Linked DNA regions of Homo sapiens: all the other regions are linked to region 1. The links are chromatin contacts, found by Hi-C or POLR2A ChIA-PET in ENCODE. All regions are on one chromosome and are shown on one strand. The core of a region is the stretch at or near the end of the contact, and the rest is flanking DNA. Distances in the headings are between cores, read along the strand shown. Region 1 overlaps THADA (THADA armadillo repeat containing). Region 2 overlaps THADA (THADA armadillo repeat containing). Region 3 overlaps THADA (THADA armadillo repeat containing). Region 4 overlaps LOC105374570 (a long non-coding RNA gene). Region 5 overlaps THADA (THADA armadillo repeat containing).

What was found. A loop is a pair of places that touch in the nucleus more often than their neighbours do. ChIA-PET counts read pairs that join two places held with the same protein, here RNA polymerase II (POLR2A). Pooled maps may share reads with other maps.
Region 2: a loop to region 1 is called in a pooled map, with 2.1 times the contacts of the local background. The contact joins two enhancer-like sites. A Hi-C loop is called at or near these places in 1 of 50 pooled maps. POLR2A ChIA-PET finds 5 or more read pairs at or near these places in 3 of 52 experiments (GM12878, K562 and OCI-LY7).
Region 3: a map of GM12878 shows a loop between it and region 1 (4-fold over the local background). The contact joins two enhancer-like sites. A Hi-C loop is called at or near these places in 6 of 168 maps with a recorded cell type or tissue (CD14-positive monocyte, Calu3, GM12878 and 3 more), 29 of 37 single-sample maps with no recorded cell type and 17 of 50 pooled maps. POLR2A ChIA-PET finds 5 or more read pairs at or near these places in 4 of 52 experiments (GM10248, HEK293, MCF 10A and 1 more).
Region 4: a loop to region 1 is called in a map of naive thymus-derived CD4-positive, alpha-beta T cell, with 2.5 times the contacts of the local background. The contact joins two enhancer-like sites. A Hi-C loop is called at or near these places in 1 of 168 maps with a recorded cell type or tissue (naive thymus-derived CD4-positive, alpha-beta T cell), 4 of 37 single-sample maps with no recorded cell type and 12 of 50 pooled maps. POLR2A ChIA-PET finds 5 or more read pairs at or near these places in 2 of 52 experiments (T-cell and activated B cell).
Region 5: a pooled map shows a loop between it and region 1 (3-fold over the local background). The contact joins two enhancer-like sites. A Hi-C loop is called at or near these places in 2 of 37 single-sample maps with no recorded cell type and 11 of 50 pooled maps. POLR2A ChIA-PET finds 5 or more read pairs at or near these places in 2 of 52 experiments (MCF 10A and activated T-cell).

Annotation. Positions count from the first base shown.
Region 1 is chr2:43,292,664-43,295,363 of GRCh38, forward strand. THADA (THADA armadillo repeat containing) reads right to left here. Exons shown (of 38, transcript NM_022065.5): 32 at 171-550. Among named protein-coding and RNA genes, the nearest start is that of LINC01126, 67 kb to the left of the region's middle. RefSeq lists an enhancer at 171-1,370 and a silencer at 647-941. Within about 2 kb of position 1,333, at least 14 of the 41 ENCODE cell types and tissues checked have a DNase peak (open chromatin) inside an H3K27ac peak, as active enhancers do; they include CD14-positive monocyte and GM12878, where a contact is called at or near this core.
Region 2 is chr2:43,512,219-43,514,918 of GRCh38, forward strand. The region is part of intron 22 of THADA (THADA armadillo repeat containing); the gene reads right to left. Among named protein-coding and RNA genes, the nearest start is that of THADA, 82 kb to the right of the region's middle. RefSeq lists enhancers at 1,161-1,210, 1,221-1,270. Within about 2 kb of position 1,318, at least 3 of the 41 ENCODE cell types and tissues checked have a DNase peak (open chromatin) inside an H3K27ac peak, as active enhancers do.
Region 3 is chr2:43,481,764-43,484,463 of GRCh38, forward strand. All of the region lies in intron 26 of THADA (THADA armadillo repeat containing), which reads right to left. Among named protein-coding and RNA genes, the nearest start is that of THADA, 110 kb to the right of the region's middle. Within about 2 kb of position 1,373, at least 11 of the 41 ENCODE cell types and tissues checked have a DNase peak (open chromatin) inside an H3K27ac peak, as active enhancers do; they include CD14-positive monocyte and GM12878, where a contact is called at or near this core.
Region 4 is chr2:43,130,715-43,133,414 of GRCh38, forward strand. It overlaps LOC105374570 (a long non-coding RNA gene), which reads left to right. Exons shown (of 3, transcript XR_940018.3): 3 at 340-1,660. Among named protein-coding and RNA genes, the nearest start is that of LINC02580, 30 kb to the left of the region's middle. RefSeq lists enhancers at 400-459, 2,558-2,700 and a silencer at 950-999. Within about 2 kb of position 1,382, at least 16 of the 41 ENCODE cell types and tissues checked have a DNase peak (open chromatin) inside an H3K27ac peak, as active enhancers do.
Region 5 is chr2:43,539,992-43,542,691 of GRCh38, forward strand. THADA (THADA armadillo repeat containing) reads right to left here. Exons shown (of 38, transcript NM_022065.5): 21 at 1,168-1,325. Among named protein-coding and RNA genes, the nearest start is that of THADA, 55 kb to the right of the region's middle. Within about 2 kb of position 1,425, at least 16 of the 41 ENCODE cell types and tissues checked have a DNase peak (open chromatin) inside an H3K27ac peak, as active enhancers do.

The DNA.
Region 1 (2,700 bases), core at 83-2,582:
CCATGCCAACCACCATAAAAAGAGAGTCCTTATCCACTGGCTGCCGAATCTACTTCCTATTGCCCCTGGAGAGCCTAAACCCAATCTTGCCTTCATGATCCTACCATTCCAGTGGCTCACAAAAGAATGTGGGGAGTGTAAAGGGCCAGTCAGTACGTTGGAGACTTTACCTTGCAGAAGCATTCTGGGTGATTTTCCTTCATGGCCAACAATAAGAACTTCTCTCCCATGTTGCACAGCAAGGGTGGCACGCCCTTCTCTCCAAGTCCAGAGGCTGCTGCTAAGAACTTTTCCAAGAGGGCTTCCAGTGTTAGTGAGCGCACTTCAGGGAAGGCAGATTCTAACAGCTGAGAGAAAGAGATGGGGACATTCGTCTCCCGCTCTCCACTCTTGGCTGCCGCGGCCCACACTGCAGCAATGGCTAGTCTGGTGAGGCTCTGGAGGTACTGGGGCAGGCCTGGCACCTTGAAGGCCCAAGGGAATCCCGTTATCAGCTCTGATCCTGAGATAATCCCTCTGACTTCCTCCCAGAAGCCAAGACTCTCCAGAACTAAGAAGCAAAAAAAGCAAAAGGGAAAGAGATAATCACTTTAAATTTCCACAAAAGGACATGAAAGAATGAAGACTGAATCCACTGCGTGAGGCCATCAGATGTCTCCCATAAGCAGATTTCAAACACTGTCATAAGTGAGTGGCCCTCTAAGGTTCAGACTTCTAGTCCACAACAATTTCCATTTAGGTAATGTATAATTTTTCCAACAGGGGCACAAAGGCATTACTATTAGAAAATGCGTTCCTGGCACCCCTCCTCAACATTCAATAAATACGAACTCAGTGACCTCTTATCACCGAGCCTCAAAGCTGACCATGAGAAGAGGACATCTAGTATAAACTTCCTTCAGGGGTGAAGCTCCCCTCTGTAACACCCTTTCCCAGAAGCTCTTGGTTGAACCCTACAGTACCCTGGAGCTCATGAGACAGCTTATTCCATTGTTAGTAGATCTAATTGTCAAAAAGTTCTTTTTGTGTTTCTACTCACTGGCCTAATGCTACATTTTGAGGCTCCCAATGACAGCTCTTTAGACATTTGATTACAATTCTTGTGTCCCCTCTGTCTTCTCCAGATGAAACATTCCTACTTCCTTCCTCAAATGATGGGGTCACTGTCTCTCATTATTCTAGCTGCTTTCCTGTGGACATGCCTCACCCTCTCTTAAAGGATGGCCAATAGGCTGGATCACAAATCTCCTGCATGGTTTGACCCGCAGGACTATTACTTTCTCTGTTCTGAACTGGAGTTGCATCACACTGTTGACTCATATGGAGCACAAAGTCAACTGAAACCACAGCCCTTCTTTTTTGACGTGGTCTACTGATGGTGGTGAGTCATCTTTCTCCCACTTTGTACTCAGTACTTAAGCCAAGATGTGTTTTCTTTGTTTATTTTAAGCCCAAGTATATCCCTGTTAAATTTTATCCTCCTGTTAAGTTTTATGGTCTACCTTTCATTTGCCGAGATCTTTTCATATTCTCAGTTCTGATTAAAAAAATAAAAAAACCAAAAACTTATTGCCTGCTTACTATGTGCTAGGAGCTAAATAAGATCACTGCCCTTAAGGAGTTTATAGTCAGTCTAGTTTGAGAAAGAGAAATGCATGAACACATAATTCCAATATAGTGGTACAAATGATAACCTAGGCCTCAAAGAGGAAGACAGGTGACAATGTGTTAGCACCACCAAAGGCAGGGGAACCAGCTGAGCAAAGGCTCAACAAAGGCATGAAACAGAACGGACCATGTGGGGAACTACAGGCCATCCCATAACACTGGAGCATAAAATTTGAGGTGGGAAAGGGCAGGAGATGAGGCTAGGGAAGAAATGTGGCTAGAGTACAGAAAGCCTCCTAGACAATGTGAAGCAGCTAGTTCTGTATGCAACGGAATGCCACTGGGGGGTTATTTTAAGCAGTAAGGTCAGGGGCCCATTTTCACTGAAGTGCTCTTATCGTTGAGGAGGCAATATTAGAGGCAGGGAGACCAGTTACAACACTACTGCACCGTAGTCCAGGAGAGAAATAAATGACGAGGGCCTTAAGTTCAGAAGGAATCAGGAGAAGGTGGGTTTAAGAAACGCTGAAGGTCTGAAGCCAAGGTGATCATTTAAAAAGGCAAAAAAGAAAGAAAAAAAAACACTGAAGGGATAAAACTGGCAGGACTAGGGAATGAGGGTGCGGACTAGGGTAGGAGTCTCGGGTACCTCCCAGCACCCAGTTCTTCACACATGTTCATCATCTAATAGAAATTGGGTAAACCAGCTGGGCGTGGTGGCTCATGCCTGTAATCCCAACATTTTGGGAGCCCAAGGTGGGAGGACTGCTTGAGCCCAGGAGTTTGAGACCAGCCTGGACAACACTGTGAAAATCTATTTCTACAAAAAATAAAAAGTCAGCTGGGTGGGGGATCACTTGAGCCCAGGAGGTTGAGGATGCAGTGAGCCAGGATGCTGACACTGCATTCCAGCCTGGGCGACAAAGTGAGACCCTATCTCAAAAACGCATACAAAGTAGTTGGCAAACTTCAATTTCACAGGAATGCCTAAATGCCCAAAATCAAATAATTACTAAAAATGTGGGCAAGCTGGAGGGTGGAGGCCTTTGGTGAGCAGGCTCCCTGCTGGCCCTTGCCTCAAACGCTCTTCCA
Region 2 (2,700 bases), core at 68-2,567, 220 kb after region 1:
CTAGTCCAAACCTTCTTATTCTGCTCTGGAATTCCCCAGCATCAAACCAGCTTTTACGCAGAATTCTTTACTTATCTGGTTTCCAGTGTGAACTCTACCACCGGTTCCCATTCCTCTGATTCCCTTGCTTCTCAGCTCTGCACCTCTCCCAGGCAAGTCCTGACCTCAAAGCCATACAAGGGAATTTGGTCCAATAATGGAACTTCCACCCTCCCTTTTTACTAAAATTAAACATACTACATTTTAAACAAAATCTACTTACAAGTTTTTTGTTTGTTTGTTTTTGTTTTGTTTTGTTTTTGAGACGAAATTTCACTCTTCTTGCCCAGGTTGGAGTGCAATGGCGCGATCTTGCCTCACTGCAACCTCCGCCTCCCAGATTCAAGTGATTCTCCTGCCTCAGCCTCCTGAGTAGCTGGGATTACAGGCATGGGCCACCACGCCCAGCTAACTTTGTATTTTTAGTAGAGATGGGGTTTCCCCATGTTGGTCGGGCTGATCTCGAACTCCCAACCTCAGGTGATCCGCCTGCCTCGGCCTCCCAAAGTGCTGGGATTACAGGCGTGAGCCACCGCACCCGGCCACAAGTTTTATTTAAACTATCATACTGGAAATATATTTGCCTGCCACAAAGGAAAGAAAAACAAATATTCGTTGGATGTCTATTACACGTCTGGTACGACACCAGGCTTTTCACAGCTGCTCTTACTTCATTCTTGGAACAAACTATGAGAAAGTTATTTTTCCCAACTAACAGATGAGAGGGAATATATCACAGTGGTTAGGAACACAGATTATGGACCCGTGTTATCTGGTTTAGAATCCTTTCTCTGCTACCTAGTAGCTGTACAATCCAAGGCAATTTACTAAATTTCTCCATTTTCTCACTTTGCTCTTCTATAAAATGACAGTTTTTGGAAGGATTGAGTTTGTTCTTATGTCTAATAAGTTCTTAATGGTCATTTTCTAAAATCATCGGTTATTATGAGAAAAGCAAGTATTAAAAGTTTCAATTGAAATGATAGAGATGAAACAGCTGAGTTTCCATTTTGACAGGACATCCCCCTACAATGCAAGTTAATGTTAACAATATGCAAAATATACAAATAGAAACCCCAAAACCAGCTGAGTCCAAAAGCAAGATAATCATCTGGGTAAAAATGAACAGAAATGCAAAGTAGTGAGTGTGCTGATACCAGAGACCCAAGAGTTACAGATTTAGAAGCAGTAGTGGCAGCCAAAGAATTTCAGCAGCCTCATCTCTTTTGAGAAGAACCTGAAAAAGGGCTACTGCCAGAGCTGCCTGAGGCTGTAGCAGTAGGAAAAGCCAAGGGCACAGGGGGCCTCTGAATCAGGCTGACTACTAACTCAGTGACTAGATCTATGATATCCCCAATTTCACTGTGAAGGGGGACACCCAAAATACCACTACCTAATCTAGTTCCTCTGATAGAGAGGAAAGAGCCTAGAAAGAGATCAGTAAACAAAAGGCTCCCATCATAGCCAGTGAGCCAAAATTCAAAATATAGAAATAAATTTTATATTAAGAAAGACAACCTAAAAAAATCAGTAATAACACACATTCACTCTATATGAAACTAATTTTATGGAGCAGTCTGACAAAAACCTTAAAATAACTATGTTTAGGATACTGAAGTGATAAATAAGGGAATAACTTCTATTTAAGAAGAGTTAACTGGGCATGGTGGCTCACATCTGTAGTCTCAGCAACTCAGGAGGCTAAAGCAGGAAGATCACTTGAGCCCAGGAATTCAGGGCTACAGTGAGTTATGATGACACCACTAGACTCCAGTGTGGATGACACAGTGAGACACTGTCCCTTAAAAAAAAAAAAAATAAAGAACAAGAAATCATGAAAAACAAGCCGTAGTGAAATAAGAACAGGCATGTATAAAAATAAAAAAGACTAGAAATAAAAGTGTACTTTCAGCCAAGCACGGTGGCTCACGCCTGTAATCCCAGCACTTTGGAAGGACGAGGCAGGCAGATCACGTGAGCTCTGGAGTTTGAGACCAGCCTGGGCAACATGGTGAAACACTATCTCTACAAAAAAATACAAAAATTAGCTGGGCATGGTGGCACTTGCCTGTAGTCTCAGCTACTTGGGAGGCTGAGGTGGGAGGATCGCTTGAGCCCAAGAGGCAGAGGTTGCAGTGAGCTGAGATCATGCCAAGGCACTCCAGCCTGGGTGACAGAGTGAGACCCTGTCTTAAAAAATATATATATAATATATAATATATATAATATACATAATATATACGTATATTTTATATATAATATATAATATACATAATATGTATATTTTATACACAATATAAATAATATACATAACATATATGTATATTTTATATATGTATATTTTATATATATTTTATATATTTTATATATATGTATATTTTATATATAATATATATATTGTATATAATAATATATAATATATTATATTATATATAATATATATAATATATATATAAATATATATTATATATAATATGTATAATATATAATATTTTATATATAATATGTATAATATATATTTTATATATAATAATATGTACAATATATATTTTATATATAATAATATGTACAATATATATTTTATATATAATAATATGTACAATATATATTTTATGTATAATATGTATAATATATATTTTATGTATAATATATATTTTATGT
Region 3 (2,700 bases), core at 123-2,622, 190 kb after region 1:
TCTCATTGGCTCACTGATTTAAGGTGGAGAGTGTGCAAAAGCTAGACAATGCTATACATTAAGAACCTGCATGAAGCTTTGGCAAAGCACACTCCAAGAAGTCAAAAATAAACCTTTTCTGATTGCTACATATTGACATGTATCATTTAGCTGGGACTCACAGCTGAAAGTTAATACACACAGGGGCTAAAAGGAAAGACCTAGAGCTAAGCGCCATATTAGTTTAGCTCCTGTCCTGTAAGAAATGAGGAGCTATGAAGCTGAGCTCACTCACATGGAGATGGAGGCTATTTTAGAAAACATGCATATTGCACAGGTTGCAGAGCTTTGCTGGTTCTGATTTTACATAAAATCAGTTCTTCATTCTGTCAGGCCAAGTCAGTCACGCAGCAATAAACAGAAAGGAAAAGAGCTTTAAAAGTTAAAATGTAATAATATTACTTTAAAAGCACAAGTGAAACTTCTGTTTTCTCATTCTTTAAAACCCAAAAAACACATCTAAAATAAGACTAATGGGTGCAAAAATTCAGTCATTACAGGTACCCTCTACACACTTACAAAGGATCCTCTGCTCCTTTCTTTATATATGAAACAGGAACTTCTTGTCTGTACTATGCGACAGGGACTGTTCTACGGCACTGGGAATACATCATTTTACCAAACTTACAATTCCAGTAACATTATGTAAAGCCTTACTTTAGTATTTTAAAAAAAGAAAAGACCTCAGGAATATTCCAAACCTTATTTTACAGAGAAGAAAACCAAAGCCCAGAGAGGTTGGCTATTTTGTCTCAGTTGATTATAGTGGTTATATTGTAACAAACGCAGGAGTAGAAACCAGATTTCTTATTTCTCCTCTAGTAACAAAATTTACTTATTCATTAGGCAATTATTCCTATATGCCTTCTATATGCCAGATACTATGCTAGACTCTAGGTACCCAAGAATGGTTAAGATACTGACCTTGTCCTCAAAAAGCACGGTCTTAAGAGCAAGACAATCAGATGAGTACAATCACAGAAGTGGTAACAGAAAGAAAAACCAAACTATATCTCTAATTGCCTAGGACTTCCAATATGTTAAAGAAAATGAACTTCTAATAGTTTGTTTTATCCTCACAATAGCCCTAGGAGTAGACAGCACAGATCTTATTATTCCTGGTATATAGATGGAGAAACTGAAGTGCAAAGTGGATAAGGGGGCCTATTAAGGTCATCTCCAGTGGCAGCAAAATGCCTAGAAACCAGGTTTGTTTACTCCAAGTCAGACCTTTATTTCCCATTAGATGGAAAAAGCAGATGTTCTTTTTATGTCCAGTTCCCTCTGACCAAGAACACACATTTCCAAATTGCGAGCAGGACAATCTGTGGTTGTGAAAGGAAACAACTGACTTGTGAGGTGTGTCACCGGCTGAGGTTAGTTATCCGGTGGATAAGTAACCAACCAAGATATCATTATTACTAGCCTTCTTAAAGTGCCCATTACGTACCCAGAACAGATGAAAAAGGTCCTTCCTTCAGAAAGTTAATATTGGAAGGAACAGGCATATAAACATTTAAACAAAAAGTGACATAATTAAACAAACTAAAACTAAAAGAACCATCACAAGCAACTGCAAATTTAAGACACTAAAGGTTTTGCAAAGCAAACCTAATGGGAGCTGCCAAGAAATATATCTTCATGGGTTAAACAGGGAACAGAAGCCTTGTACACATAATGGTCCATACCGATCTTCAGATTACTAAAATTAAAAGCTCTCACATTCTTCACAGTTAAAAACTTCTCATTCCTATTTCCTTTTTTCTAGAAATCTTATATATTTTGTAATCTTTCCTATCCAAGAGGAATAAATTTATAATGGAGGTTTCCATCATTGTAACTTTGGCAAAAAATTAAAATTGTATAGTATCACTGCCCTATTCTTCCTCCCTCAGATACAACCTAAATGAGGTTTTCTCATTTTCTGATCATTTTCTCCTATACATAGTAAAATGTATATATATTTATATATATATTCAAGAATCACTTCATAAAAAACAAAAAAAAATTTTCTTCAAGTTCAGTTTTAAACATTAATTTTACTTGTTTGATGACTTAATATCATATTTCATTTATACCAGTATTTATCAAGGCCTTATAACATGACCCAACTGTTTTAAACTGTAGCACACTGGAGAATTATTAACAAAATAGACAAAGCTAAGGAGAAACAAATATTAGTGATTTCAAGTTAGTGACAGGAAGAATTTCTTTAAGAACAGGCTAAAAAATAAAAATTATAATCATCCCTCCACAAGAGTAATGTTTTATTTATTTAAAAAATACTCAGTTAAAAAAAAAATTAAAAAGCTCTCTGGTATTGCCTGAACATGCTCAAGGGATTTATACTTACAGCCAGTTACCTTCCTTTTAAATATCTGGTGAATGTTACAGGGTGACAAGAAGCAATTTAAATGATAATTCGGAAATACCATAGTAGGTTTCATTAGAATTATCACTAGTACATCACAAAATGATTTCATATTTTTTTAATTCCTAAGATTTAGTTCCATCACACAAAAATGCATTTCAATAAACATTAGCTTAAAACTTAAATATGAAGCATAATGACTTTTTTAGGGAAGAAGGGAATAGGGCTTTGAATATAACTCTAGATCCTCAAGAGAAAGACCACTGGGCCAAACTGGATCCTAAATAAAG
Region 4 (2,700 bases), core at 132-2,631, 160 kb before region 1:
TCGGAGGCAGCTGTGTCCACGCGAGACAGAACTTAGGCTGGACTTGGGGGTACAACCCCAGGATAAACTTGGACACATTGAAGGGCAAGCAGCTTGGCCTCTGTCCAACAGGAAACCCCCTCTGCACAAGGAGAGAGGGAATGAGCACAGAGTAGAGGTGCCATGTGTTTCCCAGGGCTTCACTGCAGACAGCATCTCCTGGGAGGTAAACTGAGGCCCCTGTGTGCAAAGCAAGAAACTAGGGCAAGCCCCTTGGGGCTAAAGGTCAAGGAACTGAAGGTTCCAATTTACCTGCCCTGGTAGTTTCTGGCAAGAGACCTCCACCGCCTTCCCTTCCAGGATATGCCAGGCTGCAGGCTACAGTGCCGAGAAGGAGAAGACGGAGGCGGTGGTGATGTCACCCAAGGAATTAAGTAAGCAGGGGAGCTGATAACATCGTCCAGCCAGGCTCACTGTGGGCAGGGTGACTCACTGAAGACGGCCTGCGATCGCCAGGTGATTGTTGTTGTGCCCAGCCTGTGGGGCTGGGGAGGAGGAAGGGGGGCAGGCCACAGAGCTGTGACAAGTTCCTCACCGAGGCCCCTGCTCAGGGGAGAGACCTCAGTACACAGTGTCCTCCACCTCTGAGCCCGGGGCTGGCTCAGGAAACAGCCCCCCTCTGCCTGTGCGATTATCTTTGTCCACAGTGTTTGGTGTGTGTTTGTGGGGTGTGTCAGGTGATTTTCCTGCCCGAAGCCTGCTGGGTGCTCCAGGTACTAGCGATTGCTCACAGCAGAGCAGTAGCCCCCTCCCTGGTTGGACAACTGTCTGTGGAGACAACACCGGATGGCAAACTGCTAACCGCAACCACGTGGCGTCCTTACAGAGGGAACAGCCTGTTCCTCCCGCTGAGGGCACCTGCAGACCTGCCCCATTCATGGCTCCCTTCTCCCTCAGTCCCTGCTGAGGGGATGGTCCCTTCCCACCCTTAAGGGCACCATGGACTGTTGTCCAAGTTGAGAACTGTCCAACTGCAGGGGGCACCATTCACTTGGCAGTCTTCGTGCCAGATGCTATGGCTGTCCACAGTGGCCCTGCCCCTTCCCTTTTGTAAATTACTTCTCAGTTCCCTCCTCCACCAGAATTATCACACCAAACTTTCCCCCATGTATGCTTGCTTCTTTATCACCTGACACTCTCATTCATTCATTCCACAAAAAAATTGTGGCGTTTGTGCAAGGTACTATTCTAGGCAAGGGAACAAGACAGACCCTCCTGGAGCTCATGGAGTTCATATTCTAGCATGGGGGAGAACCAATAAATAAATAATTGGATACATAAAACTGCAAGTGACAATAAGTGCTACAAAGAAAACTAAAGCCAGCCCAGGATAGAGGGTGATAGTGCCCTACTTCAGCTAGGACTGCCAGAAAGGCTTCTCTGTGGGGAGGTGGCCTCTGAGGGGAGACCTGGAGGCAGCAAAGGAGGAAGCCTTCCCGGCAGAGCCCCTCCCATTGGCACCCAATGCCAAAAGAAGTTTCTATAACCCGTCCTGGTTCTGCCAGGAGCCTGCGGCATGGCCTGGGGCGCTCAATTCCCAGTGCAGGGTGTCTATTTCTTCCCCCAACAAACAAGAGGCCTAGTCGCATAGTCTCTTCCAGCACAAATTCACCCACCTGTCGGCTTGAGGAACATGACAGGAATCTGGGTTGGAAGGCCAACTCAGCCACCCACAAGCTGTGTCATCTTGAGCAGGTTACTCAGCCTCTCTGAGCCAGTTTTCTTTCCTATAAAATGTCAGGGAATTGTGGAGGATTAAATGAGGTTGTGGAACTGAAACCACCTGGCACAGGTGCTATCTATGAAGTGAGTGCTTCATAGATATTTTCTGGGGCTGCGCCTAGGTGAGGTGGGGCGAGGTGGGGTGAGGTGGGGCGAGGTGGGGTGAGGTGGGGCGAGGTGGGGTGAGGTGGGGCGAGGTGGGGCCTGGGGGTGCGGTGAGGAGGCGGCTTCCACTGGAGGAGCCTGGAGAAGGCAATGCTGACCCCAAGACGCAAAGCTCTGGTGGCTGCCCAGGTCTGCAGTGGCAGGGCCCGGGGAGCTGGCCCAGGCTGGGACCCTACCTCTACCCACCCCGGGCCTGTGCACTTCCCACTGACAGCAGCCGGTGGGGCGGGCAGGGAGCTACAGTGGGGCCCCCAAGAACTGTCACTCCGCGGCCTAGCTTTCAACATCCTTTGGGGCCCAAGCCACTCAGTTCAACCTCTCTTCCTTCCTCCTTCACTCAGGCTGTTTTGAGTGAGGGCCAGCCACACTCAGACTCCAGCCATGGTGCTCCCTCTCAGCTCCAAGAGCCCAAGGCAAGGAGGTGGAAGGTTAATCAGAGTCCACCCTGGTCAACACAACTTCCCTAACACCTGATGTGAGTTTAGGCATTTAGACCCTGCCGGGAACCCAGAGGAACATGCAGGTGCTCAGCAGGTGCAGGGTGCGGGCAATAACACCAATAGCAGTAATAATAACTAGCCTTCTCGGCTGCCATGGGCCAGGTGCTTTTCATCTAAGACCTTGCTTGATGTTAATCCTGAGATGTGGGCATTTTTTATCCCCTTTCATACTTGAGGAAACTGAGGCTCCAGGAAGGAGGGGTTGTGGGGTGTCGGCGGCAGGGTTTGTGGGCCTACTTCCTGCAGGACAGGAACCTTGCAAGGCACAGGGGAT
Region 5 (2,700 bases), core at 175-2,674, 250 kb after region 1:
ACACTACCCAACAAACCCAAAAAACTAAATGTTTTAACTTGTCCTTGGAAAGAGAAGTTGGGAAATCAAAGGCCTCTAGCACATGTTTACTTCTTAGCAAGATGGTGAACATCAGTGAAGTAATCATTAATCATAGCTGGATTCCTCAGCAAAGATGTTGGCATTGGCACTACAGCCAGTCACCAGCAATGACTGCAAGTAACTCTAGGACACTGACGCCTATTTGATTTGGAAGAGAATAAGGAACATAATGATGCCTGAAATGTCCTGTGCGCCTTTGCCTTTCTTCATCTCAAGGCCTTGCAACATCACAAGCGCAGCTGTTAACCAGATGCATGCAACATAAGCCACAGAGTGTGAGAAAAAAAGTATTAGCATTATTTCCATGGAACTAGTCATGTGGTTATTATAGAAATAATCAGCATTAGCATACTACAATATTTGTTTTGTTCTTGAATTGTAACACCCTAGGGAAAAAGTTGCCTTTATTTTTAAAAAGTTAAAAATGAAAGTACATGTTATATATCTTTGCTGAAAAATGGTGGGAAATGGATTTGTCAAAACCATATGGAAAGGAAGAGGGAATCAATTAAAAACAGAAATCTAATAAATCTAAAATATTTCCAAATGAAATGCTTGTGGTAAGCTAACTTCTTGTAAACACCGCACTCAAGTCACTTGAACAGTCCCAGATGGTGAACTAACTTTGTGGTCTTAAAACAAAAGTCAGCCAAAAAAACCAAGACTACAACTTTATTATCAATGCAGTGGGAAACATGAGATCCATAATCAACCAACATGTTACTTTTTTTCTTTCCAAAATTTAAGAGATTTGTGGAGTTTTACTAAATAAGACAATTTTAAGCTAAAGTTTAAGTCTGTGTATGTGAAATGGAGAAATAAAAATTAGAGATAAAACTACAGTTAAAAGTGAGGTAAAATCTACAGTTATTTATATACCTTAGAAAAAATTTCTAAAAATGCCACAGTTTTGAAATGTATTATAAAGTCTAACATTCTAAATTACCATGAACTTTCTTCAGTTAACATTTGTATGATTTTATTCAAGAAAAATTTTAAACCTTTTTTTAGAGTTGGGTTATAAAAAAAAAAGTGATTTATGCGTTGACCAGAAATTATACATGGTGGAATAAACATGTGCCTTACCTGCTCCACCGTCAATAATCCATCAGAAGATTCTGGCACAGGCTGCATGGGCAGAAGCTGGCACAACATGCCTAAAAGTAAAGCAACTTCCTTCATACTTCTCCAACAACATACCAGCACCATCTGCGCAGTTACATCACATGTTTTTACTTCTTTACCTTAAACAAAAAAAAACACAACGATTGCAACCTTGATTACTCATATCCCAGGTTTCTAAAAACAAGCTTATTCATAATTTCCCCAAGAATAATCTGCTTGAACAAACCCGATTTGTCATGTTATATTTACTCAGAAGGAAAGAAGCTAACATTTGTCGAGCATGTGTTATGAGAAGAAATCATGCTAAGTTTTTTTTTTTTTCTTTTTTGGAGACAGGGTCTCGCTCTGTCACCCAGGCTGGGGTGCAGTAGCATGCTCATGGCTCACTGCAGCCTTGACCTCCCAGGCTCATGCAATCCTTCTACTTCAGCCTCCCTAGTAGCTGGGACTACAGGTATGCGCCACCACACCCAGTTAATTTTTGTATTTTTTTGTAAAGACAGGGTTTCACCACATCACCTCCTGGACTAAAGCAATTCTCTCGCTTGGGCCTCCCAAAGTGCTGGGATTATAGACATGAGCCACCATGCCAGGCCCAGTATTTTAATTTATTATTTTCAAATTAAATTTTAAAATAAAACACAATATTGTTCCAAAACTTGTTTAATCTTTAATTTCCAAAGATTAAACAAACTCTGCCTCTCTGTCATAAAGTATGATATGGATGACTATAATAAATACACTCCTTATTTATTTTGGTGAGCATGACTGTTGCATTAGTAAAGGAGTAGAATATAACTTTTAAAATCAAAGGAAAATACAAATTATCTTTCAAAATATATTTAATTCCCATGGCCAATAAGCTATAATTAGCCTTACTTACTCTCTTATTCTAGTTTTAGGAGTATTTTTGGTACTGATATTTTTTTAAAATCCAAGATGAACTATTATATTAAATAAAAGAGCACGCTGACAAAATGGTACTTATAGGGTAACCTCATTTGTGTTTTTATTTAAAAAGCCCAATGCATTAAATGGGTAAGTGTACATACACATAAACATATAAAATAAGTACAAAATAATATATTGCACTAAAGAAGGAAGACATGGAATTGGAGAGGAAACCTTGGAGGAATTTAATTTGTTTTTAATTCATATGTACCTCTGTTGTTTGAAACTATTACAATAGGCTATAATTACATTTATACATTATTTTGTGTAATTTAAAAATTTAAGTGTGGAGATAATTTTTTGCAAGACAATATCCCCACCTAGTGGAGAATGTAGAATATGTAATACATCACTAAGAAATTGCTGCTTCTGATGACGTTTTACAGCACTGCAGAAAATTCAGTAACAACTAATGATCAAACAAGATGTAAGAACTCGAATTCTGGAAGCTTGACACAACAAAGCAGCTCCCATTTTACTAATAAGGTTTGTTTCCTTTAAAAGCCTGCTTGACTTTAAGAACTCTCACAGCAGACAATGAAC